2 separate regions of the Homo sapiens genome follow, and region 1 is linked to region 2. A link is a loop called in an ENCODE intact Hi-C map of the cell type or tissue named here. Cell type or tissue: HepG2. All regions are shown on one strand.

Region 1 (8,000 bases), 57 kb before region 2:
CTGGACTCTTCTGCCCGACTCATCAGAGTGCACAATCCCAAAGTCGATGGGTTTCACCTAAAACTTACTTAATACCAATTCTCCTTGCTACTATAATTACGTAATTCAAATAAATGTGACATGAGAAAATGAATTATTAGTGCCATGAAAAAGAACCAGTTTTGGAAAACTAAATGGAATGCTTTACAAAGGCTATAATAAAGGTAAAGAGCTAAAAAAAATATGCAAAATTAGACTGGGGTGAGACAACTGGAAAACCTGAAAAATGTGACTAACTCCACTTTAAAAAATTGTAGGCAGAACTGTTGATGAGGCATTATAGAAGCTCATCAGTGGAACCACGTTCAAAAAGAAGCATTGGACTTACATAAAAGGTAAGCAAAACAAACAAACAAAAAACAAAAAAAGCCTAAGGTACACTTATGTGAGTTTTTTTGTTGTTGTTGTTTTGTTTTTTTTCAGACAAAGTCTCACTCTGTCACCCAGGTTGGAGTGCAGTGGTATGATCATGGCTCTCTGCAATCTTGAACTCTTGGGCTCAAGTGACTCTCCCACTTCAGCCTCCTGAGTAGCTGGGACCACAGGCATGCACCACCACACCAAGCTAATTTTATTTTTTGTAGAGATGAGGTCTCCCTATGTTGCCCAGGCTGGTCTCAAACACCTGGGCTCAAGCAAGCCTCTCACCTCACCTCCCAAAATGCTAAGATTACAGGCATGAGCCAACACACCTGACCTCACTTATGTGTTTTCAGTAAAAATAAAATACAAGGTATGTGGTAATCATAAAAATAGCTTCCACGTTTTCAATTAATCAGCTAACTTATTGTCTCTGTGGGGGATTCCTCCTACTCTGGAGGTTTTAAAATTTAATTGAAAGTCACAAGTGGACAAAAGAAACTTCAGGAAAAGGGCTGACATTTTTCTCTTTGGTAAGGTTAGTGAAAATACAAATATATATTAGAATTTCGCTCACCATAAAAAAGGAATTTATTTTCTGAAGTGCGTGGAAGGCCACTCAGATCATCCCAAGTAACAGAGGGCTTCATAACAAGCGGCTAGGGTAACACTCCTGGAATGGCATGGTTTGGGCTCACTTGTCAATGATGGAAGAGGTTCCCCGACTGCTCCGCAGCCTCAGCTCCGGCCCCCACCCCCATCCTGTGTGCCTTGTAGGCCTGGCTGGAGCTCTGCCCCCTGAGCAGCCACAGAACCCGGCTCTTGTGTTCCCCATCGCTTGGCACGTGCTGTTCCCTCAGCCCAGTGCTCTTTCCACTCTCAAATACTCTCATCCCAGCAAATTGTTAAAATCTAAGAACAATCCCCAAGGTAGCTTCTTTGCTGAATGTTCCCTGGGGCCCAGAGGGAATTCTTCGGGTTGATAAGCCCGCACTGGGTTTTCTGCACAATTCCATTCTTGCACGTTTTTACACATCGCGATTACATGATGCTCTCTCACCTGCCACTAAACTATTTCTTTCTGAGACAGGATCTCACTCTGTTGCCCAGGCTGGAGTACAGTGGTGGGATCACAGCTCACTGCAGCCTCAACCTCTCAAGCTCAAGCTATCCTCCCACCTCAGCCTTCCAAGTAGCTGGGACTACGGGCACACACCATGATCCGGCTAATTTTTAAAAATTTTTTGTAGAGATAGGGTCTCACTATGCTGCCCAAGCTGGCCTTGCACTCCAGAGCTCAAATGATGCTCTTACTGTGGCCTCCCAAAGTGTTGGGATTACAGGTGTGGGCCTCCCAAAGTGTTGGGATTACAGGTGTGAGCCACCCATGCCTGGCCAACCTTTTTTTTTCTTTTTTTTAAGTGTTTAACCCAGTGCCTAGCTCAGAAAGTATCAGTGTTGAGTAATAAAACTAAATCGAGCACTGACAGAGACTCTTTTTGACTAAATGTTAGCCAGGCTCCTCTGAGCTCTCTTCTCAACTAGGCATTGACTTTGGCTCTATCCTGCTAAGAGAGTTTGGAGTGAATCCACACCCTTGACATGAGATCAAATTACTCATCCTCCACCTTTGCTGTCTAAGTCATTGGCCTGTTTTCAGGAAGAATCCTATTAGGTTCATTTAGCAAGACACCTCCTATCCTTGAGGTGTCCTCTTAGTAATTTTCCATCCACTGACTGTCACCTGCCCCACCCAGGTTGTTGGCTATAAATCCCAAGTTTTGTACTGTATTTCGAGTTGAGACTGATCTCTCTCCTCTTCTGTGGAATCTTGACACCTATTGCAATACTCCTGAGTAAAATCTTCTTTATCCTGCTAACCGTTGTCAGAATAACTCTTTCCTTAACAGGACATGGTGTTTTTGTTTCTGATTATAAACTTAAACGCAAGACTTAATAATACCACATTTCAGTAAAAAATTTAATGTCACACAGGTGTTTCAAAGAGCCAAAAATTCAAAGAATGAGGCATCTTTTCTAGTGACCATGCACCTGCATTTTCATTGCATACAGGGCTGTCTGCTGTCCATATTTCATGCTGTTCTCTGTTCTCACCCATTTTGAAGTGTTTCTCTTCCATTGGTTTTTGACAATACACACACACACACACACACACACACACACACACACACACACACACCCCCTCTTTTCCAGAGTTAGGAAAAGCTGTCCCTATGCATAGAATAGTGATTGTGCCTACAAACTATCAACATTAACCACAAAGACTTCAACTGAAGAATACATTTAGGAAACAAAATTGTTTGAATTGTTCCTCTCAGCACTCTACTTCCTGAGCTACGATTTCTAGGCTACGGTTTGGACTGACAGCCCATCACCAGACAATGACGGATTGTGTGGGGGAAAATATGTTTGCTGTCCTCAAATTGCCTTTACCTATGGAAAGCAACCATAGCTTTCACTGGGATGCAGGTGGCTGTGACACAGAATCACAAACCAGCTTCAGAATTCCCTCAGGGAGCAGCTCCTGGCCCCAGGAGTGGCCCCCCAGGGCTCTCCTGTAGTCTAGTCCCACCTGGTCTCTCCTGTAGTCCAGTCCCACCTGGTCTGCACACGACTCTGCTCTCCTCAGCATCTCCCTCCCAGACCTTCCTACCTCCCCAACAGGTGGCTAGAGTTAGGGGACAGACACCCTTGGGACTCAGGTACATGGCAAGCTCGGGTTGGCCAAGCCAGGCCAAACCTGACTTGAATTTCTCTAGAGCAGACCAGAAGCAGGAAACACAGGCTGTGGAAAAGCTCCGGGCCACAGCATTCAAAGCTTATACTACAAGCAGAGAGGACCCTAGATCCTGAGGCTGGCCACAGAGGGCCATGCAAACCCACAGGGCCACTGCAAGAAAAAGGGAAGGCACACACAAAGCAGGCAGGCAGGCTTTGTCGAAAGCTTGCATTTTTTTTTCTTTTTTTTTTTTTTTGAGATGGAGTCTCGTTCTCTCACCCAGGCTGGAGTGCAGTGGTGCGATCTCAGCTCACTGCAACCTCCACCTCCTGGGTTCAAGTGATTCTCCTGCCTCAGCCTCCCGAGTAGCTGGGACTACAGGCACCCGCCACCATGCCCAGCTAATTTTTCTACTTTTAGTAGAGGTGGGGTTTTGCCATATTGGCTAGGCTGGTCTCGAACTCCTGACCTCAAGTGATCTGCCCTCCTCGGCCTCTCAAAGTGCTGGGATTACAGGCATGAGCCACAGCGCGCAGCCAAAAGCTTGCATTTTATGTCCAGGGATCTTTAAATGGCTGGTTCATTACATACCCTTGCCCATAATACATTTGATTTCCAAATAAATACTAAAACCTAGATGCATATATTCACCGGTGACCACACAGCCTGGAGAAATTCCTGTTCTCCTCATGACAATAGCAAAGCGAAGCCGTTTTGTAAACACCCTTCTTTCCTCCCTCCACCAAAAGAAGCGGTTAGCACAGTACTCACTGAAGTGTGTTTTACACATTCATTTGTATATTATCCTAATATCGGAGTTATTTAGCTAGGCTCAATACACAGGGTTAGCAGCTCAAACAAAGGAAGCAGCCTGACTTGTAAAAGTGCTTATTGCACAGCACTGATGTGAAAAGCAGCCCGGGAGAAACCTAATCATTAACCCTCCGATCCAGGCCTAACCTGCACTTCCGCCTAGCACTCAAGTGACACTGACACCCTGTATTCAAGCGGCACTGAAACTGAGACTCGATGCCTGCCCAGTTCTCACTGTAACTGGAAAAAGCTTCACAAATCCTCCCCTTGGTGGATCCTGGCTTTTACAGAGCTCTGATTGCACTGATGCGTGCTGCTAGGACAGAAACACTGACTCCTCTTCCCCAGAGAGTTATGATTTTGACATCTCTCAAGCAGTTCAAGGGTTAGAACAGGCTAGGGGGTTAGGAAAAGCTGGTATCTGTTCTGGAGATTACAGTGAGCGGATGCGCCCAGCCCTCCCGGCTGCCGGCCTCGTGGTGGGGTTGCAAGCACTGATAGGGTTCTCCAGTGCTGGCACTGCCTTCAAAATGGCAAGGAGGAACGGATGAAACAAGCTGAGCCACAGAGGCAAAGCAAAGCAAAGAAAGTCAGGTGGGGCTCTCGGGAGGACAGGCAGGCCAGGCTCCAGAATTAGGGAGAGAAAACGGCTGGGGAGGCCATTCTGTGGTGGCCCCTAAGAGGGAAAAAGGCCCAAGAAAAACTAGCTCCCTGAAAGTATTCGAAGATGGATCAACCAGGCATCTCAGGCCTGAAAGGGAAGCAGAAAGTAAACTGGAATATAATTTTTGATACTAGCATGACTGGTAACATTTGTGCTATAAAAGGGAGGGCGATATCTCTTTTCTATTTTTGTGGCCTGATGCCATCTTCCTGAAGGGTGATCCCCACGGACCTTAGACTTTGTCCTTCGACAGGTCCTGGAAAGGGGCAGCTGTCTCCTCTGCAGTCCCCAATGCTAGAACATAGAATCTTTTCTACTTGGCCATCATTGTCTAAGCCCAGTCTCTTGGTGGCTCATTTCCTGTTTGGCTTTTCCCAAGAAGCTTTAGAAGAGATCCAGAAAGCACAAGAGAGGAGACAGACAACGGAGAGAAGCCGCACAGGAGAGGCAGCGCGAAAGAAGCCTTCTAATCTGTCTTCAACATCCTGCTTTGCATGGTGGTCTCTAGGCGGCAATTCCCAAGAGTTCAGGTGAGGACTCCAGGAAATGCCATCGGGGAGGATGCCAGCTGGCCTGCGGAACTTCCCAGAAAGGAAAAGCCAGGTCAGTGTTTGCTGAGCAGGTGGAGTCCACTGGTCACCTTCCCTTTGCTGGGTCTGCTTGGCTTCCAATCCCCAATCACATCTCAGGACAGAACTCACATGGGAAGGCTGAATTTGGAGAAACGGAGTCAGTTCTCAATGGCCGGATGCTCTGAGAAATGCCATGGAGCCTGAGATAAGGAACTTTGCAGGAATACTTTTCTTTTTTTCAAATCCACATCTTCAGAAAGGCAAGAGAAAAGGATGCAAGGTTTGATTTCACTAGGTTGAGGCAAGAATGGGCTCCAACAGCTTGGTTGAACTAACCAAGTCCTAAGCCTCTCGCTGATCATACCCTGGCTAGCTCCAAAGTACGTAGGTCTAGGAGATCACATCAAGACTTAACCAGTCACACGGAGAGATGACATGTCAGTTTCCTGGGGCTGGCATGACAAGTGACCACAAGCTGGGGGGCTTAAAGCAATATAAAGTTATTCTTGCAGTTCAAGAGGCCAGAAGTCCCAAATCCAGGTGCTGGCAAGGCGATGCTCCCTCTGAAGCCCGTCTGGAAGACTCTGTCCCATGCCTTCCTCTTAGTTTCTGGTGTTGCTGGCAATCTCCTTGACTTGCAGATGTTTCACTCTGATCCACCTCCACGGTCACACAGCATTTTTCCTGTGTGTCTGTGTCTTCTCTTCTTTATAAGAGACCAGCCATTGGATTAAGAGCCCACCCTTCTTGGCCGGGCGCGGCGGCTCACGCCTGTAATCCCAGCACTTTGGAGGGCCGAGGCAGGTGGATCATCTGAGGTCAGGAGTTCAATACCAGCCTGGCCAACATGGTGAAACCCTGTATCTACCAAAATACATGCAAAAAAATTAGCCAGGTGTGGTGGCGCATGCCTGTAATCCCAGCTACTCGGGAGGCTGAGGCACGAGAATCACTTGAACCTGGGAGGTGGAGGTTGCAGCGAGCTGAGATCATGCTATTGTACTCCAGCCTGAGTGACAGAGCAAGACATGGTCTCAAACAAAAAATAAAGAGCCCATCCTTCTCCAACATGCACCCACCTCAACCTGATTATATCTGCAAAGACCCTATTTCCAAATAAGGTTACAATCACAGGTGACAGGAATAAGGACTTCAGCCTATCTTTGAGGGGTTCACAATCTATCTTACAATAGACACCTTGGCTGACTCTATCCCATCTCCCTGGACCACCTCGAGATCATCCGAATTACTTTATGAATAAAACAATCCCCAGGACACCTGGGTGGGTTCTCTCCTTTCTCACAACCATGGCCCTCAGGTATCCTCCTACGTCAAAATGCAGAAAAGCTCTGACAAAGGTACCCAAATGCTTTTCAAAAAAGATGATCTGCTAACTGCAGGCCCTGGGCTTTGTAATATAAACCCCGACAAGTTTGCTAGGTGTTTCCTGCGAAATCAACTGCTAACAATTTTTATGTGTCTTCCTAGGATTTAATAAAGCCCAGCTCTGAGCTCATCATTGCTTCCAGCTTGCTCAGGAGCAGACAGCAACCTCAGTCACGAGACAATTTATGGCCCAGCTGGGAAAGAGAGAAATGCTGTGGGGAAATTCTTTCTGGTTGACAATGGTCAAAGCGATTGCTTCTCACTCAAGGAGAACTGAAGGATACTCCAGTACATTTAAAAATGAAGGGAAAACTCCCTCCTAACTGAACCAGGAGCAGTAATTTAACAAAAAGATTTCATTTCAGTTAATGGATGATTTACTGAAAATGCAAATAAATTCAGCCCTCTGCTACAATTATCACTAGAATTTCAAAATAGGGGACTCACTTTCTAATTAATCACAGATTCGAGCTAACCCCCAAAAAAGGGGCTCATCTGTGAAACACCTGATTGGCTGACCTGTGATTTTTGACACTAATTAGCATATAGATATTATTTGTTTGGACATTAAGGATTTAAGGTTACAGAACATGGCATAACACAGTATGCATGAACAAATACTAAAATTATGGTGCTCATAACGAGGAACCAATCTGATCTTAATAATAGTTTTAAAATTCACACTGATTCACACTTAATGGATTATTTTCCCTACAGATGGTTTATTACACGTGGTGGGAATAATTGCTTTTCCAATATTATGTTTGGTGGGATTAATTAGGTACTGTTTGTTTCCCCTCAAGATAATATAAACAAAACCTTGAAATGAGTAATATTCAGATTAGCAAGCAGAGAAGAAGGCATCCCAATAGGTAATGGGTGGTGAAATCGGGCACTCTCGCTCCGACACGTCTGAATAATGCATAGCTTTGGGATGCTCCAAGCTGTCATCACTTTCTGCTAAAAATGCTTCCCGCATTTCCCCTCTCATTGAGCTGATTTTCATCACAAGGGCTTCCCATGCTCGTGCCATGAGGGTTTGGTTTATGTTTTCAATATTCTAAGGTGCTAAAACATAACTAGAAAGTTAAGAAATGTATTACTGTAAAGTTGGGAAGAAGGTATAGCATGATTGAGAGGTGCTTTGTATTTCTGAGGAATATTAATCTGTTGGTTAATTATGAAAACGTGATGAAAACACATCACAGCAAACGCACCCTTCCTTGGTGTCACTGGCATAGCTCCTGCCTGGTTCTCCTCTCCTCCTTCTGTGCTCACTGCCTATCTCTCCTCTCTTTTCTCCCTCCCTCCATCAAGATGGTCCCCATGACGATGCGTCCCCACTTCTCTCATCACACATCCTACTCTCTACAATTAGGGCTCATTCTCATGACTCACTGACCCCCTATGATCCAGCCAGTATAAT
Region 2 (8,000 bases):
ATTGATATCAGGCTTTTGTCTAAAGTGCTGGCCCTAAAACATGGTTATGTGAACAGGGTGAAAGGGACACTTACTACCACATCAGTCCTCATTTTCCCAAAAGTCTTGATCAAGTGGGCATAATGGTAATCTTCCATTTGTCGTAAAATAGCTGTCATGCAAGCCACGAAGTTTCCCTGTAAATGAATCAAAAGATAGAATTAGATGAGACAGAGCAACACTCATGGGAAAAGCCGAAATCATCCCAGATTCTGGGACTTGAAACTGTCAGGGAGAAGCAACGGGGCATGGGCAGGGAGCCCTGGGTTCTGCTGCCCCTCTCTCAGGGAAGATCAGCATAAGGCATGGGTCACTTCCAACCTCAGGAATGTTTTTTGGTAGGGGGTCCTTAGAATATCAAGTTGAAAGTAGAAAGAAAAGCAAAACCCTTGAGGGGGTCTCACAATGCTGAGGACATGAGTACACAGTAACATGAATGAGAAACACTGGTGCACTCACACTCAGGGCTGTATTTTATTCTCTCTAACTATTAATACCTCAAGTGTTTCCTGATACAGGGTTGTCCAGACTGGAAAAATAAGCTTGAAATACTTTTGCATTAAATACAAGAAAATTAAAGACAGGATGGAAATCATGGGAACTTCTGTTTTGTGCTCTCTTGGAAACTTGCTGCCCTTATTATCCGGCAAAATGTGTGTGCAGCCTCTCCTCTTGGGCCATGGCAAAGAAAGGCCTCTAATTTCTCAAAATCAGCCTGTATCCCCCTGTGCCCGATGTGGAGGCAATCACCACAACTCCACAATGAGTTATGGCCCAATTCTCCTCCCCGAGAAGAAGGACAGGAGGAATGTGGGCTCATCAGAATGTCAAGTGGGAGAGCTGGGAGTTTCTCAGACCAGACGGAGCTGGGTGGAAAGGAAAAGAAGGAGGAAAAAAGAAAGCAACACAGAAAATCAAGAATGGGGAAGGTAAAGGGCCAAAGCTGAAACGTCTCTCCGGCTGTTGCAAATGGAGGCAGCCAGTATGTGTGTGGACGTGGGTGTGCACACGTTTGTTTGCGTGCCCTGAAGGGTGTTTGCTTTGGTGGCGGGTTGTGAGCTAGGCAGTTCTGTTGCCATTAACTGCAATTGCTCACTGCTAGGCTTTGTAGCTAACAACATTGTAAAGCCTTCCTTGCTTTTAAATATTGCCCCCTAAGTTAATGACATTTTAAGAAACACAGGATATATATTTTTTCCCATTAAGCCAGTACAAGTTTGGTAAAATTATAGCATGAAACACACTTTGAGACATGTCCCTATTTTTTCTCTATTAAATGAGCTCTCAAATTGCATTCTTTTACTAACTCTCCTTTTACCAGCAATATATCAGAATGCCTAAATGTCTTTTATATTAATTTGGAATACAGGCTTTACAGTGAAATGTTAAAATCCAATATTTTCTCCAATCCATTTTATACCTATAGTACACATATCTACTTCCAAATGAGTCCTCGAAGGACGCATTACTCAAATTGAACAAACACAATAATGATGATATGATATCTTCCATTTGCCCAGAAATATAAATTATTTGTGAATGATGATAATTGCTGAGATTTAGATTCCAAGTTGGTGTTCAGGGAAACAGCTAAATAATGCTTGTTTTCCATTGAGGCAATGATTAGTAAAATGGCAAAATTTGTGAACTTTTGAAACATATAAATATTTGGCATACCATTCAGCTCAAGAAAGGCTGCCTTTGTATCTTGTCTACTCCTTATGACAATGAGATGTGTCCCGTGGATAATCGTCTTAATAACAACACTGTCACTTTAATAGAATACGACCTCTTTCAATCACACACAAATTTCTCTTCCTGTGCCACTTTACAGGCAGTGAAACTGAGGCTTAGAGGTTTCACTCTCTGAAGGAGTGAATGGCAAAGCTGGGTGTGGAGGCTGTACTCTAGGACTATAAGACAGGTACTTACTGGCTGACCTCATTTCTTTACCCCTCATCCAGATGCACATTTTAACTCTTCCTCTAAGGAATCTGAAGCCACTTCTGATGACCAACACAAGGTAGAGATTCACTTTCCTCTACGCTTGCAGTCATCAGAGAAAGCTGGAAGAGGGTGAGGAAGAAGAGGCTTCGAAGTACTCTGCCCACAATTGACCCTGATGCAGTCGCTGACCCGGACTCTTCCCCTTGAGAGGAGGAGCTTTTCCCGCTGAAGAAGAGGCCTATATCAGCCTAGGTGAACCTAGTAGGTGCTGAAATCAATTTTCTGCAGGTCAAACCAGTTACACAATGGAGACTTACACATTAGAATAAATGAAATCACAAAGTCAGCTATTTATCACCAGAAGCAATGTATCAATGTGCTTAGCTTAAATGATCAGGCTGAAAGTAGAAAGAAAAGCATAATCCTTGAGGGGGTCTCAAAATGCTGAGGGTATGAGCACAGAGTAACACTAATGAGAAACATCAGTGCAGCCAGACTCAGGCCAGATGACGTGAACAGGTGACGTGGACATACTGAATTCAGGCAGCAGACTGTCACGTCATGCGGAGAAATTCATGCAAGGCAACAAATGCCAAAACCGTTGTAACACAGAAAACGAAAAACTGAAGCGAACACAGCAATTTCCATAAAACAAGTCCTGGGAGGATGTAAATGCCCCGTGGGGAAGTCTCTCTGGAAGAGCATATCAGAGAAGGCAACCACGCGGCCCCTTGTTTAACTGCGATGGGGATTAATTACAGGAGGCCCAGAAGGGCCAGAAGGATGGGCCATCTCCACAAGTTAGAGGCGGTGCTGCCGGGCACTGTGCGTGCCCTCTTTACCAAACTTAAGGAAATGTTCCAGAAGTCATGTGCATCGTTCAGTCTTTCCTTTCTTAGCGAAAGTAAGTCTTGCTTTTTCAGCTCTAAGGTGAAGCATGAACTCCATTAGGAAACGGATGATCTGCATATTAAAATTCACTGAAATGCCCCTCCCCTTCCTCCCTGCCCTTTGGGAATGGAGTCCCATCCTTGGGTTATCAGTATTTTTTTGGGCAAATACTGCAGATACCATGAAGCCTTATGGTTTCCATGAACACAGCAGAACCCTGCAGCATATCTGTGGGCTTATAAGGGTGGATAAAACGGGTATTTATGGAAGCCTTTTGAAACCAGTCATTTATTAGGAACAAAAGTGAGCGAGCTCTGTGAAAATAAAACTTTAATTCTGTGTGCTCAGAAGAAAATTACTATTCTGTGCTTTAACTGATTTATTTTAAATGCATTTGGGAGATGACTCCTAAATGAAGCTTTTATCTTCTAGACAATGGGTAGGCTAGCAGGTAGGCTGGGAGCAAAAGCCACTGTGCAGAACCATCCCTGAGCCTGAACATAGGGACTAGGCTCCAGCACCAGCAGCTGAGTAAAAATAAGTCAATAAGTAAAAATAAGACATATTCCTTATAACTTCAAAGCAATGCAAAATGGGGCCACAGAAGTCAGGATATACTTGCAGAAAATTTAAAAACCAGGACACTAAATGCCTAATAAACAACAAAAAAAAGTGAACCTCATTAGTAATCAAAGATGAAAATGATACATCATTATTTGCCTGCCAAAATAGCAAAGAAGTATTTCAATGATGATAATGTGAGCAAGGGTGCAGGGAACGAGGACTCTTGTGTGCTGTTGGTGGGAACATAAATTGCTATAACCTTTTTAAAAAGTGATTTGGAGATAGGTTTGAAAAGTCTTGAAAATAAATACTCATCTCCTAAGTAATTCTACTTCTGATAATCTACCAAAGGAAGTAATTCAAAATAGAAAATTTCATACCCAAAGATGTCCATAGCATTGCTGAAAATTCTAAACATCCACCACAAGAAACTGTGTAAATAATATGATATTTTGTAGGGTTGCAAGATAAAGTACAGGATGCCCAGTTCCATTTGAATCTCAGATAAACAAAGAAAAATAAATATGTCCCAAACGTTGCAATGAAATATTACATGAGAGATACATATACTAGAAAAAAAAAACTGTTGTTTACCTGAAGTTCAAGCTGAACTGGGGGTCCTATATTTTTATTTGGCAAGTCAAGCAATCATAACTTGTGTTATGATGAAATATTGTGCAACCATTAAATCAAGAAACATTATGCAAATATGGAATATTTTAATAGCATGAGAAAATAATTGAAGAGGAAAACTGCAGTAATTATGTATACACATTTGACCAATATAAAGAATATATAGTACAAGAAAAACAAAAAATGACTAGAAAAGATACCAGATAGTCATGAGTGGAGGGAGACTAAGCCCAGATTGTTTTTATAAAGAGAAAGTATGTTAATATTTTTAAAGGTGGTCCAGAAAGAAAAGGATCCATCTGGCAGGAGGGACAAACTCTCCCTGCCTGCCCCTGATCTAGTTCCATTTCTTAAGCTCCTGTCTTAAAAAATCTCTCTCGCAGGGCTCCCCCTGTTGGTGTGGCCTTGGCTACTGCCTGGCACTGCTCCTGGAGGGAGCCCTGGACAGAAGTCGTCCCCGCACACCCCCAGCCCTCCTGGAAGTACCTCAGTGCCCCAGTTTTAAATGTGTTTGGGCCCCCATTTCACTAGGTAGGTTGATAGGAAAAATGGAGAACAGGTAGAACTGAGCACAGGTAGAAGGAAGGGCAGGTGGAATTGAGCACAAGTAGAACTGAGGCTGGGTAGAAGGAAAGGCAGGTGGAACTGGGCACAGGTGGAAGTGAGTCTCAGTAGAAGGAAAACAGCACAGGTAGAATGGGGTGCTGGTGGTGGAGCAGGGGGACATTCAGTGACAGGCAAGTTGAATGCAGGATGTCATTGCAGGATATAAAAACAAAAGGCTAACAAAAGCACAGACTGGTGAATGGAAACTCAGGATGAGACATATCTTTTAAACAGTGCCTTTGTCAACTATGCCTAGTGGAAGGTCTAAGTATGAATTAGAAGAAAAAAATCCAAAGGGTTTTAATTCATATTCTTGAGGAGCTGTGAAGGTGTAATAAAAATGGACTTAGCCATGTGACTTGGATAGCAGGGTATAAAATTGCTCCTGGTAATTTCATCAGCCAGACAAGAGCTGTCTCAATCGACCCTGGAGCTCACACTTTGTACAAAGCACAGATTTGCTCTCTGGGACACACAACACAGGCAGAAATTTTAACGTTCTTCTAAGTTCTCTAAATTCCAAAGGATCTCTGGGCAGTTCCCAGCCTCAGAAGCTGTTGGAGCTGTAAACAGAGACACAGGAGTGACGAGTGTGGACGGTAGGTGCCCGGTTTCAATAAAAGGAGAACCCTGAAGACTGAATCCGGGATTATGCTTCATGATTTCAACTGAGGTCTTGTTACAAAGTTTAACCGTGTTTTCACTAAGGCAAGGACTTTGAAGAGGAAATCTCACTCAAATGCTTAAATTTCAAATATATTAATGAAAATAAACCCATCTTATAATCATCATAAAAAGCAATGAAAATGAATTATCCAGTAACATTTTAAAATATATTACTAAACAACAACAACAAAAAAAACATAATGGTGATGACTTCTGGATGATTTTTCTTTTGGGGCGCATTCAAGCCAAAGAATCAATACTGTAAAGCAATATTATGAAGAAGAGAATATAGGAAAAGGGAATGTAACTGAGAGTCAAGTCCTTCTTTAAAATGATTTGAAATAAATCCAAGTATGAGTGAGTTCTTAGAGCTGATAAGATAGAAGGCCAACAGAGCACAATGGCTTTCTCTTTTGTAGAGGGAAAGCCAATGGCAAAATGTTCATAGGTGGTATTTTCTGTGAGAAAATATGAAAGAGAAAAACAGGGAGTCCAAAAAACAAACAAAACCTCAAAATGTTATAAATTAGCCCCAAACTCCTGCAAAGTCTGCACAGAGCTGAAGTTTTTCAAAATATACTTAGGGGTTGCCTACATCACAAATTAGAAACTATTTAAAACATGCATTCCCAGTTCCTCACATTAAATGACAGTAAGGCACATATTAAAACTGCACAAGCCCACAAGGACCAGGGGACTCTGAGGAGATGCAACTAAAGACAAGAGAATTCTGGAAGCAGGAAAGAGGGTGATGAGTGGGTACCAACTGCCCTCAAGGCAAGAACGTGGTGACATTTAACAGGAAGTCTGTGAATCCCTGGTGCAAAACCCAAGGAAGGCCCAGAAACTGGAGGGTGCCAGGTACTCAGGAGGCTACATGTGAGATGAAAAACAACAGTGCTGATGGCTTTGAAATGTGACCCTATATCCAGTCTGCCTATGCCCAGCATGTCCAGTGAGGGGCTCTCCAACTCACTCCTGGGGAGAGGACCACATGTTTACTCTCTGGACAAGGGAGGTACCTGAAAAGCAGAAGAAAATGACAAGAACCACCTGGAAGAAACACCTGTTTAGTTTGATGTCAAACCAAACAGTATACTCCCCTCTCTCTTTTCTGCTCAGCTCCCAGCATATCAGCAAGGAGGCTTAAACTAACCCCTCCTAACCTTAGTCCCAAACCAAACCTAGAAAGAAGACCAGAAGAATCCTCTTTGGTGAAAATGACCAGCCAAAGAGAACATAAGCACTAATACTAAGCATGGAGGTTCCAAAAGTATGACAGCTCAGCCCATCCAGGCTTGCCATGCAGGAAAGCCCATGCGCCTCCATGCTCTGTGCACAAACTTGGAGACAGAGGGTCTGAGCAAGAGTACTGGGCCTTGTGAAAAAAATTCATCCAGCATTAATAAAGGAGGCCCAAACAAACAAAAACAGAACCCAGAGGAAAGGAAGAACATTTAGAAAATGTAAGAGAAGTAAAAAAACTACAATAATAATAATTATTATTGTTATTATTTTTGAGATGGAGGGTTGCTCTGTCTCCCAGGCTGGAGTGCAGTGGTGCGATCTCAGCTCACTGCAACCTCCGCTTCCTGGGTTCAAGTGATTCTCCTGCCTCAGCCTCCGGAGTAGCTGGGACTAGAGGTATGCCACGCCTGGCTAATTTTTTGTATTTTTAGTAGAGACAGGGTTTTGCCAGGTTGGCCAGGCTGATCTCGAACTCCTGATCTCAGGTGATCCACCCGCCTTGGCCTCCAGAGCATTGGGATTACAGGCGTGAGCCACCGCGCCCAGCCAAAGAACTATAATTACTATCCTCAGGTAGATATGAGATTATATTCATGATCATCATATCTTCCTTATATTCCTCCCCCAGCTTAGTGATTTTCAGGACAAGTCAAACGATTTGCCCTTATAACTATCATATTTCTCAGATTTAAAATAATAACATACTTGGAAAAATCTTGCAAAATTCTATAATCCTTGTAACATTGTTCTTTCACTTATATTTGTTGAAATAGAAATGAGATAGCTTCTCCTTGTTGCTTTGATTTTCTCACACATGTGTTTTCATATTATATAGAATTTCTTTAAAGCTACCTCAAAATCCTTTTAAGATTAAGGGGGCGGGGAGTATAAGAAAGAAAGAATAATTAAAAATATAGAAAGAACGATGTTGTAAAATGAGGACAGAGGATAGTGTGCAGTGCCGCATACATTGAATGTCAGGAGTCATCGCTGTGCCCTCAAAAAGTATGTCACGTTTTATTAATTAAATATTTGATTAAGCATAAGACATAATAAAAAGGCTGATTCAGGTATTATTGTTAAAACTGAAGCTCACCGGAAAATGGGTGTCCATTCTCATCAGTGAACTCATAAAACCTTTCCCATATAAACAACCCATGGTGAAATTGTTCCTTTTTTCATTTAAAGATGAATTCATTCCCATGATGCCTTTATTCAATATATAATTAATTTTTACTCATTTAATCTCCCAAATATTACAATTTCTTTATTTTATAAAGAACTTTAGAGTGAGGAATGTTTGTTAAAAAAAAAAAAAGCCAAAACTATATAAAACAGAAAATAACTTACACTAATGTCATCTTTTAGCTATTTGGAACTACTAACAACAAAATTAAACCTGTATC

What was found. A loop is a pair of places that touch in the nucleus more often than their neighbours do. Peaks named below come from ENCODE experiments on the same cell type or tissue, not always from the same donor. Only the 100,000 strongest peaks of a DNase experiment are listed, where the experiment ranks them.
Region 1: a loop joins it to region 2, with 6 times the contacts of the local background. A loop is called at or near these places in 2 of 110 quality-filtered maps.

Annotation. Positions count from the first base shown.
Region 1 is chr10:127,297,341-127,305,340 of GRCh38, reverse strand. All of the region lies in intron 29 of DOCK1 (dedicator of cytokinesis 1), which reads right to left. Among named protein-coding and RNA genes, the nearest start is that of INSYN2A, 100 kb to the right of the region's middle. In HepG2, no CTCF peak of the experiment used is centred here; DNase peaks (open chromatin) are centred at 2,800 and 4,100; H3K4me3 peaks cover 647 bases.
Region 2 is chr10:127,240,184-127,248,183 of GRCh38, reverse strand. DOCK1 (dedicator of cytokinesis 1) reads right to left here. Exons shown (of 52, transcript NM_001290223.2): 28 at 75-176. Among named protein-coding and RNA genes, the nearest start is that of INSYN2A, 48 kb to the right of the region's middle. In HepG2, a CTCF peak has its summit at 4,466 (motif pointing left); a DNase peak (open chromatin) is centred at 4,453.